2 separate regions of the Mus musculus genome follow, and region 1 is linked to region 2. Evidence: chromatin loops called from intact Hi-C (ENCODE). Cell type or tissue: left cerebral cortex. All regions are shown on one strand. Each heading gives the region's core, and the rest is flanking DNA. Links, peaks and the distances in the headings are about the cores only.

The links. Hi-C counts contacts between places; a loop is a spot of excess contacts. Peaks named below come from ENCODE experiments on the same cell type or tissue, not always from the same donor. Only the 100,000 strongest peaks of a DNase experiment are listed, where the experiment ranks them.
Region 1: a loop joins it to region 2, with 9 times the contacts of the local background. A loop is called at or near these places in 3 of 42 quality-filtered maps.

What each region holds. Positions count from the first base shown.
Region 1 is chr5:87,775,930-87,788,571 of GRCm38, reverse strand. It overlaps Csn1s2a (casein alpha s2-like A), which reads right to left. Exons shown (of 14, transcript NM_007785.2): 3 at 11,103-11,129; 4 at 10,489-10,515; 5 at 10,359-10,400; 6 at 9,589-9,615; 7 at 8,546-8,569; 8 at 8,419-8,463; 9 at 6,684-6,809; 10 at 3,984-4,007; 11 at 3,259-3,285; 12 at 1,860-1,982; 13 at 798-843; 14 at 1-49. The coding sequence ends at 832. Among named protein-coding and RNA genes, the nearest start is that of Csn1s2a, 7.8 kb to the right of the region's middle. In left cerebral cortex, for the core only: a CTCF peak has its summit at 5,652 (motif pointing left); a DNase peak (open chromatin) is centred at 5,705.
Region 2 is chr5:88,358,388-88,371,029 of GRCm38, reverse strand. No RefSeq gene overlaps it. Among named protein-coding and RNA genes, the nearest start is that of Amtn, 11 kb to the left of the region's middle. In left cerebral cortex, for the core only: a CTCF peak has its summit at 6,066 (motif pointing right); a DNase peak (open chromatin) is centred at 6,074.

The sequences.
Region 1 (12,642 bases), core at 1,530-9,529, 580 kb after region 2:
AGTAGGAGGTGATGGGGAAACCACGAAGAAACCAATTTTCTACTCAAGCCTATGAACAAAAGGAAAATAATGGATTATAAAAACATATTATCCAAAATTATACAATATGCATATATATGAGATCTACATGAACATTCAAATATACAGGGTGGCAAAATGTAATTATTTATAACTAACTCTAATTGATGAAGTAGTAATGATGCACTAATGCTGACATAGTAGCTGTTAATTATTACTAAGGTCTAGTTAAGAATTAATTTTCCCACACAATTTTAAAAAGTTATCATATGTAATGTTTACAATAATTGAGACATACCTACACTCCCAGATATACCACTTATTCTAAAGAGGAGAAATTATAAATAGCCTAAAATCTTTAAGAAGGAATACTTAGAAATATACCTTCATCTCTATGTACAGAAGGCTAAACATATATGTCTTCTGTGAGGAAGACATTTCATGTGAGGTGCAAAGCAATATATCAAGTGTGCATCAACATGGACACTGGTGCTTTGACATCTTCTGCTCAGTTTTATTACTTCTGGTTGAGTTCATTCCATCCCACAAGGGAACTTTCATATAATTTACTTACCCAATTAGTATATGCATCCAAGTTATACAGAGAACCAATTGAAAAATCAAGAATTTGTGGCAAAACTTGCAATATTTTTAGTGAAGCAGTAATTTAAAATATAACTAAATAGTTGAAGTGTGATTTTTTTTCCATCCAATGTTGTGTGCTATTCTGGAATTGTTGCTGAAAATGTTGCTCAGTGTTCCATCCAAACGGCACTTACCTATAGCTAGGTAGCAGCAGTTATTTTAGGAATCTTAGTAGAATCTCTGAGAGAAGAAAGTACAATACATTTTAATTCTCTAAGACTCTTTGCCTTTCACATAAAGTATCTTATATTCTTTCTAGGTATCTAACATTGAAACTAAAGTACAAATTTTACATTCTATGATGAAGCTTATCTAATGGTTGCTTCCTAGCAGAAAACTCAATCCAAAAAGTAAAAGTTGGAAGTACCTTGAAGATAACTATCACACTTAGGGCTCAGTTCTAAGGATTTAATGTCAAATCGCTAATAATTATACAAACTTTTCAGTTTTGTGCTCCATCCTTTTCTATGCATGGTAGTGGGGAAAGAGCATAGCAAGCCTGAGGCCTTTTAGCAAGTGTATGGAAGCAGAACTACCGAGAACAACTTGCAAATCACTCTGCTCCTTTAACCTTTGGATATTTATAAAATTAATAATACTCCATGCTTATACCACAGAAAATAACTGTACAAATGAAGGCGATATTTATTCTGAAAAGCTGGAACTGGAGAGATGGCTGAGTAATTAAAGTTCATGCTTTTCTTGCCCAGAACTTGATTTCCATTCTCTGGAGCCATGCTGTGTAGCTCATAACCACACATAACTACAGTTCTAGAGGGATATGCTACTCATGTGGGTTTGCAATCATATGCCCATACTGACAGTCACATAAGCATGCACATAACTAAAAATAATAAAAATAAAAGGGACACATTTTGTGCACTGCTGAATCTTTCATTTTCCTGAAAATTACTGCATGTAAGAAATGCAAATAGATTATCAATGCAATTCTTTGTTGATGACTGTTACAATCAACAATTACTATTCTTGTTACAATTACAAGTGCTCCAATTAAATAATGAGTTTAATGTCCTTGACATTTTAAACGTAAACTGTAGTTTATTTCTATGTGAAACAAATGTTATTGCATCTTATTACATCACTTTTTGTGAGCCCGATGACTGTATTTATATTATATTTAATTATATTGTTTATGTGCTAATATTATATTTTACCATATTTTCATAGGCACATACCGTATAGTGAGCATTTGGGAAGGTGTAATCCTTACTGGGGTACCAGTAGCTCACAGGTATCTGGGGATGAAGAGCTTGGGGAAGTTGGGGGATGGTGACCTGTTGATATTGGATGTACTTGATCTAAAAGAAATGAAAATATCAAAAAAATACTCAAGTTAATCTAAGCTTCTTAACAGAGAGGAACAGAAGCTAATATTAGCTACTTTCTAAATTACTCCAGGAAGACTCTATACAAAAGTTATTCTAAAATCATAACCATTTTTGTGTTATAGAATGCACTGTTAAATGGAAGAAATATTATTATTTCATACACAGGCAGTGTAAAAGTTAAAGGAAATTCTGTATGTCAGAAAGAAATGAAAACATTTTAATAAGCTTGATAATTTTCTTCACGTATGTTTTCATGTCTGGCCTTTACAGTTGGAGAATGTTAGAATGATTTATTACAATGATTTTGGGGAAGCCATGCCTCTGATCTGGTTGTTCAGTCTCTCTTAACATCACTCCCTTGCATCCTCTATAGAGTATGTATAGAGCTTTCTGAATAGCCCTTGCCATATATTTTATATGTACTTCGACTCAATTCTTTAAAGCTTGTTAAATTGATTTTACTGTGGACAAGTCCAGAAGATAAGTACAGCTTCCAACATGGAGTCCTAGTTCTTATGAATGGAAAGTTTTATTTTAATTTCCAGTGAATGTGTGCATGGTTGTGATATGCTATTAATGGAAGGGTGGTAGAATTTGCTGAAATCATTTTTGTATCTTCAGCATTTTATGACAGAGTTTATATATATTACAAAAATCTTTAGAGTATCTCTTCTATTCTTGTATTTATTTTTCAGTTAAAGATAAAGTAGATAACAAGAGCAGAGTAATTAAATGCTGCACCAGGGTAACAGAGCATAGGTAAGTACTCTAACTATAAAGCCTGTGTTAATTTATTGAGATCTTAGACTCCGTATATGGATACGTAATCTGCTGTTGTTTGACACTAATCACTTGAAACACCTTAATTTTGAAAAGGAGAAGCTTGGATGCAGAGAAAAACTGTGATGCAGTTTTACTATGTGAGTACTTAATCTAAATCATTTAAAATAAAGATATATTCTATGCTTGTATCTCTACAATCATCAGGGAGTATATCAAGTAATTGATTTTAAAATATAGACCATATTTACTTTCAGAAACACATTCATATCAAAATGCCAAAATTTTAATTACTTCAATTTTTTAAAATAATATTGTCTTGGGATTGAATGATGTGATAATTTGAATAAGAGATTTATGCACATTTTTTATATATTAATGAATTATAGACAGGTTTTTTATAGCCAGTAACAATATTATAAACATTTTAAGTCACGTACAATCACATAAAACTAAAAAAACTTACCATATCAATAATCTTCTTCAGGATTTCCTTAAAGAAAGCAAACAAAAAAAATGAAACATAGTGACTTGAAAACTCTATTTACTTTTCCAAACTTATTCTTAGAAATAGCCCATCTGCCATAAACTTAAGGACAATGATTTGTTCACTGTTTGTATATTTGTATATAAAATATCCGTATCTGTTTGAATTCTTCAAATAATAGAATCATACATTTAGTGCTTTTTTGAATACAAACTCTAAATGGAGTTTGCCTGTTTTACTCATTGTCTTGTTTCCACTCTCAAGAATCTTTTAAATGAGCTAGTATTTGATTACATGCTTCCTAAATAAATGGATAAAATTATGAGTTCAACTTTATTAGCATAACAAAACATTCTAAATAATATTGTGTTTGCTACAATTATGCTAAGTAAGTATTTGTATATAAAATATTCATACCTGTGCCTTGGGTGGACTTTATATACAATTTTGAATGAGAGATAATTTCAGAAAAATTAGTAAATATTAGCTTAGCTAAGTAACTCTAATAATAGTACACTTAAAACTATATTATAACAATTGAAACCCTAAATAATAAGATCTCCATTTCTCACAGGAAATTAGACTTTAGTTCAACTTAGTCCTGCAGACTTTGGTGCTAAGTAAATAACACTCTTGCAATAACTAACTATAAAATTAAAAACACAGCTTTAAAAATCTTTGTAACTTTAGCAGCCATGACTCACCTCCACAGAGGTGCTGATGGATTCCTAGGGAGAGGAATAAAAATAATATACAAATTATTTCTGTAGTGAAATAGTTCTTTCTCTAGCACTCCTCTCAATTATCATAAATGAAATACAGGGAATAAAACTAGGTAAGCCATGGGATGCCATTCTAGGTGACTTTAGGCAGCTGGCATTTGACATAAATAGACGTTTTCAAAGTCATCACTGATATGAGAACTCGATTACATTTATGAAAAGCACAGATTACAAACTATCAATGGGCATGACTTAGTTCAGTGACTGCCAACCAAAGTGGAAGTGATTTGATATGATCCAGTGCTGTGCAAATCTCTCTTGCTAAATTTGAACATTACTCTGCACTTGTCTGTTCCCATGTAGATTTTTATCATTGCTACATAAAAATTTGTTTCTGTGAGTCTAACCTTATGTATAAAATAAGAGTTTTAATTCTAGTGCAGCGTTATCTGGTATTGGATTTTGTTTTCATGAGAGAAAACTTATCTCAGAAGATTTTTATTTTTCTGTTTTAGTGTGTGTTCTACCCAGAAATTAAGTAGAATAACCCTTTCTTGTACATTTGTGATTGATTGGAAAAATACCTATATCTGTCTATAATAGCAAGATACAAATGATTCTGCCTTTAAAAAATATTTTTTCTAAATATGTCTTATATTTGAGAGTAGCTTTAGGGTTTAGCAATAGATAATAGCACTGTCATATTTAAAATCATAGTGTCTTGTCTATGGAAATGTGATAAAGAGTGCCATGATATTTTAGTATCCTATATTCCACAGTTAAGAAATATGAACTTAGTTTTATAATAAGTGTTGGAAATAGTGGTATGAAGCAGGCATCTTCTAGTCTAGAAGGAATAAGCAAAATAGCTTATTGATGCAAATAGCTTAAGAATGGAAATGTGACAAAGTCATAGTATTTTTGCCACCTATTTATAACTGAAATTTACCTCTAGCCAAGCAAAAGTATTTTGAGGAAGCCACCAACCAAACAAAAATTAAGAAGACAGTTATTAAGACAAGTGGGACCTAAGAAAGAAGAAATTGATGAACTAAAAAATATTGTCAAAGCTAGAGAACCAGAGAATCTGCTGTGAGATAGTGTCTTCTTGGTATGGCAGGGACGCTGCACCTAGGAAATCTCTACAATAAAGTTGCCTAAAATAACAGCTAAAGACAGCAACATCAATTGTGATGCACACACGGATCAGGGATTCTCATGGGGTCTCAGCTCTGGATTAAGAGCTACAGACAATGATTTCTGAAAGCGTGGGAAACCATCTTCTCCAGGACAGGCCTCCTGATAGGGCGGCCAATCCCAGTAAGTTACATACATACATACATACATACATACATACATACATACATACATGCCTGTATATGCTTTCTATGAAACAATTGATTAAAGAATAAACAGTCTTGGATTTGAGGTGGGAGAGGAAAGAGGGGGATCAGATTGATGCAACTTCATTGCTCATAAACGAAATCCTCAAAATGAAAGGTTACTATTGCAAGGAGTTATACATTAAATAACTTGTTCTGCTGTGGGGGGGGGGGCAAAAAGGCCTATTATTTGATTGCTGGCTAAGAGGTGAGATTTACTAACTAATGTACAGTATTTGCATCACAACTCTGCCATCTCCTGGACAAAATAAAACACTAAAACGTTTCTACTTCAGATACAGATTTTAAGTGCCTAGGACACCACCAACCAGAAAACATGCAGGATCTGGGCCTAGACCCTGTACACAACTGTAGCAAATACGTAGTTTAATGTTCATATAACTCCCCTAACAAGTGCAACAGCGGCTGACTCAGTCTCTGTTCACTGCCATTGGATCCCATTCCCTCCTACTTGGAATGTATGGTTGGGTCTCAGTGGAAAAGGATGAGCCTATACCTGCTGGGACCAGATGCCACAAGGTGAGGTGGTACTCAAGTGGGACTCCTCTTCTCCTCAGAGAAGGAGAAGGGGTCATGAGGAGAGAGATTTGTAAGAGTGGGATTGCAGAGAGAGGAGGGAGGGGGTTGTGATCAGAATGTAAGTGAAAAAAATAAAATAAAAAAGATAGTCACAGTTATCTAGTGTTCCAGACAATATGAAAGGTTATTTGCTGTAAAATGATGATGGCTTCTTAGCTTTATATAATAGGCACTTAGGAAAATAATTCACAATCCAAACAAAGAAGGAAGGGGATAGATTATGTTCCTAGTTCAGCAGCTGGCTCCCTGTATGTCTGACTTCACATGTAAAGCTATGAACAAGATGCTGCATTCTGTGTTGTTACACACATGACACCTGTGTCTCCTGACTCAAAGGCTTCTCTAAGCCAAAAGCCATACTGAAATGAAGACATCAAGTAGAACTTTAAAAATTGGGTTGAATAACTTAGACTTCAGATTATATTTAAAGACGGCATTCTGTCATAAACACTTCGAATCACACATGAATGGTTTTGCGTGATTTACTTTTTCTCTGCATCATTCGTAGCACTTTTAAATAGTGGTCTTAATTGTTATATGATTTAATTTATATTCTAGAAAATGTTATTAAAATGTTGTGTAAAAGGTTTTTACTTTCTGTATTTGAATTGATTGGGACGTATTTTTCAGTTAACCATTTTAATTATTTTCAAATGAAGATAGCAGTAAAATCGACACAAAGTAGAAGTGCAGCACTCACCTGGGTGGGCGTGTTATGGATGGCATTAGGCTGGGGCCACTGGTTCACACTGCTCTGCTGCTGCTGGTGAAGAGGTGTGCAACATTGGGAAAAGGAAGACTCCTGGGAAAATTGCTTGAATTTTTTCTAGAAGGAAATAAATGCACCAGTATTTATGTAGTGACTATTCTTCATAGGTCAAGTTTATCTGTATGAAATCAAATCTCTATAAATATCAAAACTATGCCAGTTTGACAAAGCATAAGAATTTTTTATTATAGAATGCAATGCATTAAAGGGGATTTTAGAATTGCAGATGGCATTAATTTAGGACCCTGGAAATAAGCTTTACTGTATGTGAAAGACACAATAATATGTAAATGCAGAAGTTGAGAATTGTCAAGGGAATATCTGACATCACAATTTCTCCTTTCACATTTGGCTCAAGAAGGTTGATGCCTGCACTATGAAACAGTGATGTTTGTACTTTCTTTGTTACAGGATAACATCTTAATGTCTTACAGCATCACTTTTCCAGAAGGCAAGTGGATGAATACAGTGGCTTGTATAGGGAACTTATCTCAGATCTCATCCTGAAATCTAGACCTTTGTTTGGCCATGGCTAGTTGCCTATATATAACTATGTCATTAAGTTGAACCACATCAGAAATAAACCAAACCAAACCAAACCAAACCAAACCAAACAAAACAAAAAACATAAACACAAACATACAACCAAAACAAAACAAACCAACCAATCAAAACAAACAAACAAAAAACAAAACCCAAAGCTCCCACATTTCCAGTGCACACAGATACCAATTACGTTCATGTGTAGAATATTGCTGTTTCTTTTCTGGGGTGTCAATGTCAGATGGGCACCAAAGTGAGAATAGTATCAGAGGACAACACTCAAGAAAGATATGTGAGAAAAAAGTATTAGATAACTTTTTAAAAAAAAAAAAAAACAAAAAACAGGCTGTTTTATATATGTGAAACCTTTTTTCTGATAGTCTTTTTTTTTTTTTTTTTTTTTTTTTTTTTTTTTTTTTTTTTTTTTCGAGACAGGTTTCACTGTGTAGCCCTGGCTGTCCTGGAACTCACTCTGTAGACGAGGCTGGCCTTGAACTCAGAAATCTGCCTGCCTCTGCCTCCCAAGTGCTGGGATTAAAGGCATGCGCCACCATGCCCAGCTTTTTTCTGATAGTCTTAAGAATGGATGTTTTTATCTTCATGTATAAGATCAATGAATGTTATCCTTTTGTTTATTTTTAGAAACTTTTTTATTGTGTAGCTTGCAATTATTCTTTACACCTGGACAACCTGTAGTGTTAGTGGGACATTTTGGGGTAAGGAGGATGTAGTGTGGAGTAGTTAAGTAACTGCTGGAGGAGTTCTAGTTGAAAGGATTTGCCCAGTTTCAGTACTCTCATTCTTTCTTGAACTATACATTTCTGTTGTCTCCTGGAGATGGGGGGGTCTTTGTCCTTATCTGTCTTGTTTTTTTTTTTTTTTAATTGATTCAAAGACAAGCATTTGGACTAATTACATGACTGAGGTAATACACAGATATCTGAAGTAAATCAGTTAAAAATATTTTTCTGAGTTTTAAAATCCTTTTGAGTTTAGTTAGATTACCTGGTTCTTGTTAAAATTCCATATTTTAAAAGATAATGTTCACATATTATGGTAACAAATTTTGTCAGAATTTGGTGTAACATATAGGGAAGAAATGATAAGATGAAGATAAACTTACCTGCTGGTTTAGGTTGACCTTTTGTTCTTCAGATTGTACAATTTTCTGTTAAAATATTGCTTATGTCAGAGAGATATGGACAGAACTGTTGCTAATAAAGTTACTTAGTCGAATTATAACTACTTACTTCACTGACTTCCTCGGAAGATTCCTAAAGGAAAACATGAATAGTAGGTTTTTTCAAGTAATATAGCAATAATTAAATATCGATGATTTTAGTAGAAAGTCAGGGGTAAGTATTTAAATATTCCAAACCCAGGACTATGATATTCAATCATGTAGGAATCAAATAAACTAAATATTTGTCAGAACTCTCTAAGCCTCCTTTTTCCTCAACAAAAATAATAGCATAATTAGAATATATTTTAAATTTAACACTTGGTTAATACTACTTTTTTCAGATATTTTTATTTCTAAACATGGAATGCATGAAAGTGATAAACAAAAATGAGAACAGCCATTGATGTTAACTCATGCTTGCAATTTCAGCATACTCTGTATCTGAGTCAGTATAATTTACTATGGAATCAAGGTCAACCTTGGTTACAAAGTTATGGTGAGACCCTGAGTCTCTTCCTGAAAAATATGGGAGAGAGGGGTTTGGAGATGGAGCATGATTGGTTGGTAGCTTCATGGATTTTGCACAGTGTCAGATATGGCTGGAGGCTCACAGTCTGAGACTAAGTTATATACAGAAAGGCTAAAACCTGTTTTATGAGATTTTGGCTATGAAGACCTTAGGCATCATCCAAGGTCATGGGACTCTAGACTGAGACCTAACACAGTGCTGTCAACCCCTTTTAAGGCATACTTCACTCTTTCAGCATTGCTTTTATCAACCATAGGTGTAGAAAGTATTGGCAACGTATAGAATATCTGATCCAAACCACCTTCTGGCTCTATTGAAATGGTTTTCCACATTTAATATGAGAGCATCATATCAAAGATTTAATAAAATTTAGAAACGTTAACCCTAACCAGAGTTTCTTATTGAACTACTCATGGCGTTATGACTTTAGACAATTTAAGTCATGATCAAATAATTTTTGAGACCCCTTTCTTCCACTGAATATTTATATGTGCATTTCCTAGGAATTATCAAGTGATTATGTAACACAATGGTCAAGTCACTATTTCTCAAAAAATAAAACAGAAGAAACAATGTCTTACCTCACTGGATGAACTGCTAGCAGAATCCTTGATAAATAAATTAAAAATAAAACAAAATAATTGGTGACAAGAAGACAGCTTCCTCAACAACATTCCTCAAGAAGCAGCATTTGCCTTAACTCCATACCATATTAATTTCCTACTGGATTACTAATATGCAAGATGAGAAGGATATAGATAATGCATTTAAATTATGATTTATAAGCATTGAATATTAAGCATATTTGGGGAAATATATGGAAAGGATTTACTTTATCAGGTATCTAAATGGAGTTTGGTAAACATAGAGGAACAGGAAAGAATAAAATTAGTGCAGCTAGATTAAGCAACTAGAGGTGAAATGACTAGAAGAGAGTATTGTGAAATGTCTGTGGGAGACTAGTAACATTTCATAACAAGTATGAGTATTGTTAATGACATATAGTTAAGATGAATAAAAGTCTCCCATCATTTTATCCGTGGTTTTCTAAGTTACAAAAAATTAGGCACATTACCCCTACAATATTATGTGTGAAATAAGAGAAAACCCATATTCCTTAGAGAGAAGTATACTAATACTTTATCTCTACTTTATGGGCTTATATTGAAATAAACCTTTGAAAATGTAGCTTCAAAAAACACAGCTATCCTTATGTGACCTTTTCACATTATTGCATAATTGCTAATTAAGATTATGAAAATACTGACCATTTGAAGTTAAAAGTTGAAAAAAACTGGTAACCATCTGGACAAATCAGCAGTGCAGACATTAATTAATTAACGAATTTTACCTTAGTTGTTTGGAAGAACACGCTATTGTCCAGCTTAGACTTCTGAAAAGAAATAAATGACATTAATTTTATATCCATACAAATTGAAAAGTATTTTAAAGTATATTTAATATAAGAAGCTATGACTTACTCCTGGGTAGATGCTGGCAGATGATTCCTTGGAAAAAATGATAATAAATATTGATTACTTGCAAAATCTTTTACCCATACTACCAAAATAAGTATTGATGAATAGTGACTATATAATTTATGACTTTTACAGTAATGATTTTTGAAGTGACAACAGGAAGCAAAATGAACTATAAGTATATATTATGCTACACTTTGTATTTTTTAAAAAAATATTTATTTGATGTTTAAGTAAAATCATCATGTTGGGTGCCATTGCACTGAAATCTGGTTATGAAGCAAGGGAAGAAGAGAGGAGCAGACCTGTCTGCATTCAACACTCCAGCAGTCGATGTAACACAATAACATCATAATTAACAACACAATCAGATTCCTGGGCTAACATCAGAATCACTGTATTATGACACCATTAGTATGAGGAAAAGTACCTACATTTGATGCTGTTGTATGGTTTGGTTTATTTTCCCAATAATTTTTATTTCAATGGGTGAACATTGTTTTTTTTTCTCTATGGTTTTTATAGTGGTATTATTGCTATTTTTAAAAATCTGAATGAGCAAGGATATATAATTACTATTAGGTAGCAGAACTAGTCTTCATAATAAAGGCTCTTACCTCACTGGAGGACTTATCCTTTATTTCCTGTATAAATTAAAATAAGCACAAATTTAACATTTATGGCTTATTTCTTTTTCTACTGCTTAAGACAGTGAAATTTAAAGGAAAAGCTGAGACAGATAAAGGTACTTGCTATGAAGTATGATGTCCTGAGTATATCCCTAGGACCCAAAAGATAGAAGGCAATGCCTCCCAACTCCTACAAACTGTTCCCTAGCTTTCTCATGGGTATTGAGACACACACACACACACACACACACACACACACACACACACACACACAAATTAATAAACAGACCTGGCTAAAAGAAAAACAGTTTCTCAGATAAATTTATTGCAAAAGGGCTTTCTTTGAAAAGTTCTCTAAGTCCCAAACATCAGTATAGAGCAACTCAGACACAGTGGTTTTGAAGAACTTGAGCTATCACTTGCTAATTATGCTAAAACACCTTTAGGTGGAGGACTTTTATTATTTAGAAGAAATTGCTTAGACTAATAATAAAAATAAAGAAAAGGGTACTGTTATATAATATTTCCAAATCATATTGTTTTTTGAATAAATTGGATTCTTTAGAGTTAGAGTTTTGGTTCAGGATGAAAGTAAAATTATTGGTAAGCATCATATCAGTAGACGGATCTATAAACTCTGAAAAGAAAGTATTTTAAAATGCATTATAGTTTATGTGCTTGGCATTACGTGACATTATTATTGTCCATTTACTAGTTTTATATTTTGGTTAATACGCTACTTTCAAATCCAAGTTTACTAATACTTTTACTCCAATCATGTCCCTTTTTTGTTATATTCATGGTGTGTGTGTGTGTGTGTGTGTATGTGTGTGTGTGTGTGTGTGTGTGTGTGTGTGTATCTATGTGCAGGCAGGGACATGCACTCATATATGATTTGAGTGTCAGTGCCTGAAGTTTACATTAGGGATCTTTCCTGATATGGTCTTACCTTAATCACTGGGGCAAGGTTTCTCTCTTGAATTCAGAGTTCCCTGATATGGACTAGTCTAGCAAGCCAGCTTGTTCTGAAATTCACTGTCGCATAATCTTTGGTTTTCAAAGGCTTAAATTCTAGACTGGCAGCTGAGCTGCCCACGGGAGGGTTTATATGGATCATGGGACTCCAAACTCCATCCTTATCCTTGTGTGCCAGGTGCTTTATCCTCTGAGCCATTTTGCTGTTTATGTCCTCATTACTTTTTATACTATTTTTTAAAAAATAAAAATGAGAAAATTCTCTCAATTCCTTGCCAACTGGCTTTGTTAGTCCAAACGATGGTGATGAAGATTTCTTATACTTCCGAACACATTGCAAGAAGAAATGGTTCCTCCCGGTAGAGCTAACTAAAATTACAACATATTGTGGAAGGAAAGCAACTCCTTTCTCTCATTATTCTACACTCTCTGAATCTCCTCAGTGTTGACAATTTATAGCACTACCGTCCACCCTGGAACACCACATAAGTTCAGGCTAATACTATCACTGATACAGATCCCAGGGTAATAGGCTCACTCTCTATTCATTCTT
Region 2 (12,642 bases), core at 2,641-10,640:
CTCACCAATGCCACACCCTGCTGCCAGCCCCAGTACGGCCCCTGGATGTCAAAGCAGGTCTTTGACATCCTAGTCATTTTTGACAGATTATGCTGATTGAATAAGTTAAGTACATTAATAATTGGGAATTGTACCCAGCCTTTCTTACATACTACAAGTATAATGGCACCTGTTAACCAGAAAGAAGTTGTATACGTCATAGGTGGTACGTACCAACATGATAAGGACAAAACCCATCCTTATATTCTTGCAGAAAACCTGGCAAGTATCCAAGAATCATAAACGGTCAGCAGAGAGCTGGAGTGCAGAGTCATCTTATATTGCTGCATTTGCTTATGATGCATCTGCAGCTTGGAGTCTCCTCCTCATGCCTTTCTCTTATCAAATATCAAATGTTCTTCTTGATTCTAGCACCTTCGTCAAAACATTCTATTGCTCTCCTGATTTGGGGTCAGTCTATTCTTTTTCTGAGGCAGTACTGGAACTTATGACTTTCTTCATAAATTTACGAATTTATTATAATTTAAAAGATTATTTTTGTTATTCTTTTGAAATATTAGATTTAAAGGAGTACTGTGAGTCTTTATCCATTAATGATTTGAACTGAGTGAATATATACCTGCTTCTGTCTCTACATTTATAAAAATAGAAAAAAGTACTTGACCAATTCATGGTACCCAAGAATAAAGTAGGAGATATGCTTAGAAATGTGAAACAGAGTTAGTTTTCTATGAAGTAATTGGGTGGAGGCTATGCAAGGAATTTAATTATTTGTCTAAAATTCTACTTAATGGAAGAAAACTATTTTGTTCAGAGTGTATATTGGGAAAATGTGTCCATATTTCTTGGCCAAGTAAGCAAGCACTTTGTTATAGCACTATGTATTATTGTTAAAATTCTGAATGAGTCTCTATCAAATTTCCACAAACAGTTGCCTTCAGCTTGATAGAATATAATAATATTATATTCTCTTAATATAAAATATTAATATCTTAATAATATCTTAATTTCAAGTCAACAGTAGATGCTCAATTCTAAGCCCAAAGAACAGCACCAAACCAAGAGAAGGTAAGACAAGAAGCTGCAGGGGAGGATAAAGTTTTGCTAGTGTGGGGAAACAGTGAACAGTCACAGAAGTGACTTCTAGATTTGTGATATTAATTAGAAGAATACCTAGCTTCAAAATCAGAGACCAGGATGAGGTTCTGTGGCATAAGGAAATTCCGTGATTTCAAAGTTTGATGCAGAGTCACCTAACTTCGGAGAGATTGCTTCATTTCAGGGTCGCAGGTGCCAGTCTCTAGATGTTACCGTGTGGAACTTGTAGCAGGTGCAGAGTTATCCAAGAGGTTCTGACAGGACAAAGAAAGCTACAGCAATGCTTTAAAGTTCAGAATGAGAGCTTAGGAATAAAAGTGCTGAACACAGGCATGGGTTTGTACAGAGGAGATAGAAAGAAAAACTTTCTGAAATTTGTCCATGTGCTTTGTTAATTTATAGAATTGTACATTTGGGCTCATCAGATAATTTTAAAGATGGTGTTGGGTAATGAAATTTTTGGTAATTGAAATTTTTGTCAATCTATTTTGATAGATGGTATTCTTAACTGACTGCAGGGCTTTATGTGAATATACAAGGTCCAGTCTGACAGTTGTTTATTTAAAAAATTGTTAAGATTTATTTATTTTATGCCTATGACTGTTTTACCTGAATGTATGTATGTGCACTATGTGAATGGCTGAGGAAGTCAGAAAGAGGGTGTCGGATCCCGTGGAACTCTAGTTATGGTTGGTTGGGAACCACAGTGTGGGTGCTGGAAATTGGGTCTGGATCCTGTGCAGGAGCAGCAGAGGCTCTTAACCTTAAGCCATCTCTCCAGCAACTAGATTCACCCAATAGGCTGAAAGTTACTAGTTGATTGGAAATAAGAATAAATGGTTCACTATTGAGGAATATAATGTTGTGGAATGTGTGTAGAGGTGGGTAAGTCACTACAACAGACAGAGAGGCACAGAGACTGAGGGGACACACTCAGAGAGTGGTTTTACAATGTGAAGTAATTCAAACACTCAGGAACAACAGAAGACAGCAGCAGCACATATATAAATATGTATATTTCATATATACACATGTATGTATATATATATATATTAAATGTATATATATATAATAAATAATATATATATTAAAGAAAAAAGGGGCATGGATTTGAAAGGGAATGCAGGAGTGGAGGAGGGATTGGAGAGAGAAAAGGGAGGGGAGAAATGATGTAGATATCATAAACATACATGAAATTAAAAAGATCAAATATCAGAGCATGGAGAACTCCTCAGATGTCGGGCATGATAACTCAATTGTGGCCACCTAGTAGCAGAATAGGAAAGCAGTACACTATGAAACTAGAGTCATGAAGATGAAGACAGAATCAGAGAATGCCGAGATGTGAATGGAAGGCACATCAGTGGACACAGGAAGAACCACGTCAGCAGAATCATCAGACTTCACTTAGAAATCTGTGTGCTGTGGTTGAATGCTGTCTAAAGGGGCTGCATGGAGTCTCCTTCTTTGTATTTCATTTCCTTTCTTTGCACTTTCTGTTCCTCTATTCTTCCTTCAAAACATAAAGATGCTAGAATACATACATCATTTATAATAATAATCCCAAAGGGGATTAGTAACAGAAGATAGAAATAGCAAGGTATCTACAAGGACAACAATACTGGGAAGGAAGGGTTGTTTTGGACATAGAGCTCAAATGGAGACATTGGGTTTTGACTGTGTCATCACAAGAGGAATAAAGGCAAAATATCAGGCACAGATGCAGCAGCCTTGTAAATCTTCATTTTGCTTTTTAAACTATTAGACAATTTCATTTGGTAGGAGTTGGGATACAAGAGAAAGACCAATATTTAAGCCTGAAAAATACATTATGTGGTCCTTATGAGTAAGTGGCAATGCTAACATGAGATTAGTGGTCTGGGCAAGCACTTTTAGTAATTCCAGTTGACTTTATGCATAGCCATCTCCAGTAATTCTCAGAGGTTGGCCATGAAGATATTGCTTAGACAGCTGTGGTTCTAGGGGCAAGACTTCACTATTTCAGACCCTGAGCAAATGGTTGTTAAGACAATCATTGATTTATGGTACCACTGCAACTAGCTAAGGACCCATGTTTTGGGCTTGTTTCTCTTTATATATCTTCTTTCTATTCCTTTAGTTCATGTCCTAACATCCTTTAATTGAGCAATATTGAGAGAAAAAAAGCTATCAGTCAGAGGGCTTTCTTGTTTTCTTTTCTTCCTCTCACTTTTTTTTTTCTTTTTGAGAAGGGGTTTCTTTGTGTAGCTTTGGCTGTCCTGGAATTCACTCTGTAGAGCAGGCTGGCTTTGAACTCAAGAGATCTGCCTACCTCTGCCTCCTGCGTGCTGAAATTAAAGGCATGCCTCACCACTGCTCAGCCTCTTTTGTCTTTTAAATAAACCTTTTTTACTTTAATGGACAAGATGTCCTTAAATTGCAATGTTCACACCTTTGCTTCCATTCTTTCCTGCTTTCAGAAAGATGTCATTTAGATGATTTTCTTCGGGATACCAATGTGCTTCATATTTTGAGACAAAACCAAAACCCCATTGATTTTATACAGTTTATGCTGTCGCTGGTGCTCATCTTTCCCCTGTTCCTTTAAGCACAATAGAGCTGTTGACCTGGTTTTACCTCTGTCTGAAATCCTTGGCTTCTAGTTTGTTTGGCTTATTTCATTTCATTCCTTACAACCAATAGTCTCTGACAGGCCTTTCCAAAACATTCCAGTGCCCATGTACTGATCTCTGTCACCTTCCAACATGCCACCAAGCTCATTTCCTTGTGATCACTTCTAACAAAAAGTGTTTGCATTGCTTATTGAATACCTGGCAGCTGTCTTGATGAGTAAGCACATTTTATGAAAGTAGGACTTTGTTTCCTCTACTGCTGTCCTCGGCCTGGCATAATGGTCAGGTGATGAATACTGTAAACTGAGTGCTTGAGGTGGAATGCTTATCAGTATTAGAAACATTTGCATTTGAATCACTGCTTTGCTATTTAGTAAAAAATATATTTAGGAAAGTTCAGTTATATTGCTACCATTTTAAGTTTTTCAAATAGAAGATAGGCATTTTCCTTCTCGCCTTAAAGTTGAGGTGCATATGGCTGGAGAAACCTAGAGTGATCCTTGCCTCCTAATGGTGCTCAGTGTTAATTTTGTCATTGAGGTTTAAGATCCAACGTTATGCTGAGAGTCATTTTTTTGTGGATGAATATGCCCAGAGCCTGTTGGGTTCCCAGGTCCTGATTGTGAACCTGATTTCTAAACGTGTTGTTTTAAAAACTTCAGTATCACCCATCCATTTTATAACAGCCTCATATATTACAGATTCTTGTGTTTTGGGGGCAGGAACCACTAGTCAATATGTAAAGTTTAGATGCAGCTAGAATCCCTTTCTATAACCTAATTCCAAGTCTTTGTTCTTTTGATCTTTTATGCTATTAACAATAACTTACCTTTTTTAAAAAAATTTTTATTAGGTATTTTCTTCATTTACATTTCCAATGCTATCCCAAAAGTCCCCCATACCCTTCCCCCCAACTCCCCTACCACCCACTCCCACTTCTTGGCCCTGGTGTTCCCCTGTACTGAGGCAAATAAAGTTTGCAAGACCAATGGGCCTCTCTTTCCACTGATGACTGACTAGGCCATCTTCTTATACATATGCAGCTAGAGACACGAGGTCTGGGGGGTACTGGTTAGTTCATAATGTTGTTCCACCTATAGGGTTGCAGATCCCTTTAGCTCCTTGGGTACTTTCTCTAGCTCCTCCATTGGGGGCCCTGTGATCCATCCAATAGCTGACTGTGGGCATCCACTTCTGTGTTTGCTAGGTCCCGGCATAGCCTCACAAGAGAGAGCTATATCTGGGTCCTTTCAGCAAAATCTTGCTATTGTGTGCAACGGTGTTAGCGTTTGGAGGCTGATTATGGGATGGATCCCTGGATATGGCAGTCTCTAGATGGTCCATCCTTTTGTCTTAGCTCCAAAGTTTGTCTCTGTAACTCTTTCCATGGGGTGTTTTGTTCCCAATTCTAAGAAGGGGCAAAGTGTCCACACTTTGGTCTTTGTTCTTCTTGAGTTTCATGTGTTTTGCAAATTGTATCTTGTATCTTGGTTATTCTAAGTTTCTGGGCTAATATCCACTTATCAGTGAGTACATATTGTGTGAGTTCTTTTGTGATTGGGTTACCTCACTCAGGATGATGCCCTCCAGGTCCATCCATTTGCCTAGGAGATAACTTAACTTTCTGACATATTAATCTATAAAGTTATTTCACTACTACCCAAAGGTCATCTTATCTCATCTGTGCATGCTCAAAAGTGGTATAATAAATGAGCAGTGTTTTCTTTCAAAGACTTTCTGTTCCTAAGCAATATATCCTCCCCTTGTACAAGTAGAATTCAGTGGAGAAATGAAATTAACCAATTAGCAGTGAACACTGTTCTAGTATAAGGTAGAGAATGTATGTGAAACGTTCAAGTGTTGCTTAAGGGCTACTTCTGAAAGTTAGCTCATGAAGTAGCATTTATTCAGAGCAGCTATGTATGGCTTTTCTTGTTGTTCCTTCCTTTCTGTAGTCCATGCTTAAGGTTTCTGTCTGGGAGAGCTATCTAAGCCCCCAGAAAGGCATGGTTTCTTCAGAAGTCACATTTCAATAAATAATGTTTCTGCATTTTGCTTAAGGCTATTGCTGGTGACCGTAATTTTCTTTTTTGCCATTTTTGATATTTGACTGAAAGCTCCTGTTCATTAATAAGACAGAATGTTTTAAAAAATGTATTAAACCTCTTAATTTTCAACTTGAACTGTGCTGTGGTGTGGCTTGAACTCCACAGTTGTAGATTTTTAAGACTGTGGCTGAAAAAATTACCCATTAAACCAGTCAACTAACAAACCAATCAATCAACACTAACCAGCCAACTAAGCAAAAACCTACTGTCAAGCAAATGAAAACCAACCAGACATATGCTGCAATTGAGGATGGGGAACACTAGAGGGCGCCGATGATACAGTCATGCTTTTTCTAATCTGAACCATCTGTTCCAGTATCTTTATTTCTTTTCTTTTTTCTTTTTTAATCTTTTTGTTTGTTTGTTTTTTGTTTTTTTACAGTCCAGGTCCACTTCCAGGTCCACCGTCTGATTGTTCCACATCTCCGCGCCCCCCCCCCCCCCCATAAATGTGTCTGAGCAAGTAGCTGTTTTGTCCTTTGGGTCGTTGTTGTCTTCTTCTTCTTCTTCTTTTCTTTCTTCTTCTTCTTCTTCTTCTTCTTCTTCTTCTTCTTCTTCTTCTTCTTCTTCTTCTTCTTCTTCTTCTTCTTCTTCTTCTTCTTCTTCTTCTTCTTCTTCTTCTTCTTCTTCTTTTCTTCTTTCTTCTTCTTCTTCTTCTTCTTCTTCTTCTTCTTCTTCTTCTTCTTCTTCTTCTTCTTCTTCTTCTTCTTCTCCTTCTCCTTCTCCTTCTCCTTCTCCTTCTCCTTCTCCTTCTCCTTCTCCTTCTCCTTCTCCTTCTCCTTCTCCTTCTCCTTCTCCTTCTCCTTCTCCTTCTCCTTCTCCTCCTCCTCCTCCTCCTCCTCCTCCTCCTCCTCCTCCTCCTCCTCCTCCTTTCTTCTTCTTCTTCTTCTTCTTCTTCTTCTTCTTCTTCTTCTTCTTCTTCTTCTTCTTCTTCTTCTTCTTCTTCTTCTTCTTCTTCTTCTTCTTCTTCTTCTTCTTCTTCTTCCTCTTCCTCCTCCTTTCTTCTTCTTCTTCTTTTCTTCTTCTTTTCTTTTTATAAATTAATTTTTTACACTCCATATTCCATCCCCCACCCCTCCTTCAACTGATCCACATCCCACACCTCCTCCACACCCCACCTGTCTCCACCTGGATGCCCCTACCCCCCACCCTGCCTGACCTCTAAACTCCCTGGGGCCTCCAGTCTCTTGAGAGTTAGGTGCATCATCCCTGATGAGTTGAGGTCCTAACACTCCTGCTTCCATTTCAAAAGTGATAGATTTATAGATTTGTTTAATATGCCTGGTTTTCCCTTTTGTCTTCAAAGGCACACACACATACCCACATACTCACACGATTCCATATATGAGAGAAAACATCAATATTTGCCTTTCTTAGTATTGCTTAATTTGTTGAACATGTGGTCTCCAAGTCAATTGATCATTTCCTTATAAGTGACAAAGCTCTTTACAGTTCAACAGAAGTCTATTATGCATGCATTCCACATTCATTTCTTTATCTAGTTGTGGTGATGGTCACCTAGCCTTGTTTTGTGTCTTCTAGTATCTTTATCTTCTCAGTGGTTTTTATTTTTTAAAATTTTATAGCCATTATGACTATGTACTTATCTCACAGTAAAACATGCTGAATGTTCCCCCCACACACACATAAGCCAATTGCAGCAGTCTGCTTGAAAAACATTTAGTTCAGTTTCCATTTATTGATTGGATTTTCTTTTGGTGCTCATTGAAACTTCTTTTTCTATGCATTTCAGTTCTACGCCATAATGGAAGTCAGGCAGATGTTTTCTGCATTTTGTAGGCTGTCACCTCATTCTGCTAATTCCTCTTTGCTGTTGACAACCTTTAAATTTGTGCATTCTCAATTGTCATTTACTGCTCTTGCTCTATGGGCTACTGGGATCTAATGTTCTTTTAAATGTATTACCTAAGGTTCTTTTATCAAAATGTTCAAATCTAAAACCTATGAACTTAATTTTAACTGACACAATCCATAACAACAACAAAAAAAAAGAAACATAATTTTTTAAATCAAGTAAAAAATAGTAACGTGAGTGTTTAATAATGCAAGGTTGTATTTCACTGCTTTCATGGCTTCATAAGTAATGGATGCTGATATGGAAGAATCAGAATCAGTGAGTAAGATTTAGCTGTCCTTAGAATAATCACTATTACTGAATATGATGGCTTTTATGTTTCAAGCTACCTTTGCATGAAGTTAAGTCTGTGCAAAAGAGACAGTTACAAGATACCTAGTGAAAATGAAACCCAATCACATTATCCAAAACTTCCATTATTATGGGGAGAATCCTGGGGTTCTCTCTAGCCTCATTCATGAGGAATGCTGCTGTTTTCCTCTCCTTGAATACAGTGTTAAATATGTATATGAATGCCATAAGTACAGCCACAAACACATCTCACACCAGTCAGAATGGCTAAGATCAAAAATTCAGGTGACAGCAGATGCTGGCGAGGATGTGGAGAAAGAGGAACACTCCTCCATTGTTGGTGGGATTGCTAGCTTGTACAACCACTCTGGAAATCAGTCTGGCGGTTCCTCAGAAAATTGGACATGGTACTAACGGAGGATCCCGCAATACCTCTCCTGGGCATATATCCAGAAGATATTCCAACTGGTAAGAAAGACACATGCTCCACTATGTTCATAGCAGCCTTATTTATAATAGCCAGAAGCTGGAAAGAACCCAGATGCCCCTCAACAGAGGAATGGATACAAAAAAATGTGGTACATTTACACAATGGAGTACTACTCAGCTATTAAAAAGAATGGATTTATGAAATTCCTAGGCAAATGGTTGGACCTGGAGGGCATCATCCTGAGTGAGGTAACCCAATCACAAAAGAACTCAAATGATACGTACTCACTGATAAGTGGATATTAGCCCAGAAACTTAGGATACCCAAGATATAAGTTACAATTTGCTAAACACATGAAACTCAAGAAGAACGAAGATCAAAATGTGGACACTTTGCCCCTTCTTAGAATTGGGAACAAAACACCCATAGAAGGAGTTACAGAGACAAAGTTTGGAGCTGAGACAAAAGGATGGACCATCTAGAGACTGCCATATTCAGGGACCCATCCCATAAACAGCCATTGCATACACTAGCAAGATTATGCAGCAAGGTCCCAGATATAGCTGTCTCTTGTGAGACTATGCCGGGGCCTAGCAAGCACTTAAGTGGATGCTCACAGTCAGCTATTGGATGGATCACAGGGCCCCCAGTGGAGGAGCTAGAGAAAGTATCCAAGGAGCTAAAGAGATCTGCAACCATGTAGGTGCAACAACAATATGAACTAACCAGTACCCTGAAGCTCTTGACTCTAGCTGCATATGTATCAAAAGGTGGCCTAGTCGGCCATCACTGGAAAGAGAGGCCCATTGGACATGCAAACTTTATAAGCCCCAGTACAGGGGAATGCCAGGGCCAAAAAGTGGGAGTGGGTGGGTAGGGGAGTAGGGGGGAGGGTATGGGGGACTTTTGGGATAGCATTGGAAATGTAAATGAGGAAAATACCTAATAAAAATATTTAAGAAAAAGAGAGGGAAGGAGGGATGTGGCTGTTCCCAGTTATAACTATCTACAGTGCCTTTGCCAAGTTTATAGAAATGAATTATTCAAATGGCATGTTACTATGTGGCCTGACTGCTAGGATCCAATCAGAACCTCCTCATGGCTATGTGGGCATTTTTGATGGTATGAGGTGTACAGCATTGTTTCTCAATGTGAGCATAGTTGAGGCTTGAGGGCTGACATGTATCCTGATTATAAAATTCTATTTTGAAGTATTAGATTCTTTAAGGAAAATATTCAAGCAATGCACAAGGTATCATCTTAGCCAAAGGCCTGCAATAGTGAAACAAAATTAAGTGGTCTGCTAACTAATGTTAAAACCTTAACTTTATGTGTAACTTTTTGTCATCTATCTATCTATCTATCTATCTATCTATCTATCTATCTATCTATCTATCTATCTATTTATGTACACTATAGATTTTATCTGCTCCCTCCACCCTCCATACCTCTTTACCACCCCCTGTCTCCATGAGGATGTCCCCACCTCTACCCCAACTCAACCAGACCTCTAAACTCCCTGAGGCCTCCAGTATCTTGAGGGTTAGTGCCTCTTCTCTGACTTAACCCAGACCCAGCAGTTCTCTGCTATATATGTTTTGGGGGCCTCAATCAGCTGGTGTATGTTGCCTGATTGGTGATCCACTGTTTGAGAGATATAGGGGGTCCAGGTTAATTGAATTTGTTTGTCCTCCTACTTGGTCGCCCTCCTCCTCAGCTTCTTTCAGCCTTTCCTTAATTCAACCACATGGGTCAGCAGCTTCTGTCCATTGGTTGGACACAAATATCTGCAACAGATTCTTTCAGCTGCTTGTTGGGTCTTCCAGAGTGTGGTCACGCTAGTTCCCTGTTTGTGAGCACTCCATAGCCTCAGTAGTAGTATTAGGTCTTGGGACCTCCCCTTGAGCTGGATCTCACTTCAGGCTTGTCTCTGGGCCTTCTTTTCCTCAGGCCCCTCTCTATTTCCATACGTGCAGTTCTTTCAGACAGGAAAAATTATGAGTTAGAATTTTGACTGTGGATGGCAACCCAATCCCTCACTTGGTGCTCTGTCTTCCTGCTGGAGGTGGGCTCTATAAATTCCCTTTCTCTACTGTCGGGCATTTCATCCAAGCATTTCATCCCTTTGAGTCCTGAGAGTCTCTTACCTTCCAGGTCTCTTGTGTATTCTGGAGGGTCCCCCCCCCCAACCTCCTAACTCCCTAGGTTGCCTGTTTCCATTCTTTCTGCTAGCCCTCAGGGCTTTAATCTTTTTACCTCACCCAATACCAGATCAGGTTCATCTATACTCCCCACTCCTTCCCAACTGTCTACTTTTCCTCCCAGGTCCTGCCTCCGTACCCCCTTGTGATTGCTTTCTTCTCTCTCCCAAGTGGGACTGAGGCATCCTCACTTGGGCACTTCAGCTTGCTGAACTTTTTGAGTTCTGTGGACAATATCTTGGGTATTCTGTACTTTTTTTTTTCTTGGCTAGTATCCACTTATTAATGAGTACATACCATGCATGTCATTTTGAGTCTGAGTTACCTCACTCAGGATGATATTTTCTAGTTCCATCCATTTGCCTGCAAAACTCAGGAGGTCCTCATTCTTAATAGCTGAGTAATATTTCATTGTGTAAATGAACCACATTTCCATTCTTCTGTTGTGGAATCTGGGTTGTTTCCAGCTTCTGGCCATTACAGATAAGGCTGCTATGAACATAGTGGAACATGTGCCCCTGTGGCATGGTGGGGAATCTTTTGGGTATATTCCCAGGAGTGGTGTAGCTGTGTCTTCAGGTAGATCTATTTCTAATTTTCTGAGGAACCTCCAGATTGATTTCCAGGGAGGTTGTACCAGTTTGCAATCTCACCAGCAATGGAGGAGTGTTCCTCTTTCTCCACATCCTTGCCAACATGTCTTGTCACCTGAGGCTTTGATCTTAGCCATTCTGATTGGTATAAGGGGGAATCTCTGGGTCGTTTTGATTTGCATTTCTCTGATCACTAAGGACTTTGAACATTTCTTTAGATGCTATTCAGCCATTCAAGATTCCTTTGCTGTGATTTCTCAGTTTAGTTCTATACCCCATTTTTTGATTGGGTTGTTTGTTTTTTTTTGGTGGTTAGCTTCTTCAGTTCTTTATATATTTTGGATATTAGCCCTCTAATAGATGTGGGGTTAGTGAAGATTTCTTTCCCAATCTGTAGGTTGCCGATTTGTCTTCTTTACTGTGTCCTTTGCCTTACAGAAGCTATCCACTTTCATGAGGTCACATTTATCAATTCTTGATCTTAGAGCATGAGCATTTGGAGTTCTGTTTAGGAAATTACCCCTGTGCCAATTAGTTCAAGCTTCTTTCCCATTTTCTCTTCTATTAGATTTAGTGTATCTGGTTTTATGTTGAGGTCCTTGACCCACTTGGTTGTGAGCTTTGTACAAGATGACAAATATAGGTCTATTTTCATTTTTCTACGCACAAACAACCAGTTAGATCAGCACCAGGTGTTGAAGATGCTTTCTTATTTCCATTGCATTTTTTGGCATCTTTTTCAAAGATCAAGAGTCTTTAAGTGTATGTCTTTATTTCTGGGTCTTCAATTCTATTCCATTCTATTCCAATTCTATTTCACTAGCAGCTTGACAGCATACCTAAAAGCTCTAGAACAAAAGGAAACAAATTCATCCAAGAGGAGTAGACAGCAGGAAATAATGAAACTCAGGGCTGAAATCAACCAAGTGGAAAAAAAGAACTATACAAAGAATCAACCAAACCAGGAGCTGGTTCTTTGAGAAAATCAATGAGATAGATAAACCCTTAGCCAGACTAACTAGAGGGTACAGGGACAGTATCGTAATTAAGAAACTCAGAACCTGAGGAAATCCAAAGCATCATCAGATCCTATTACAAAAGGCTATAGTCAACAAAACTGGAAAACCTGGATGAAATGGACAATTTTCTAGATAGATACCATGTAACAAAGTTAAATCAGGGTCAGATTAATGATATAAACTGTCCCATATCCCCTAAAGTAATCGAAGCAATCATTCATAGTATCCCAACCAAAGAAAGCCCAGGACCAGAAAGGTTAAGTGAAGAGTTCTATTAGACCTTCAAAGAAGACCTAATTCCAATTCTCAAACTATTGCACAAAATAGAAACAGAAGGTGCTCTCCCCATTTCACTCTATAAAGCCACAATTATTCTGATATGTAAACCACATAAAGACCTAAGAAAGAGAGAGA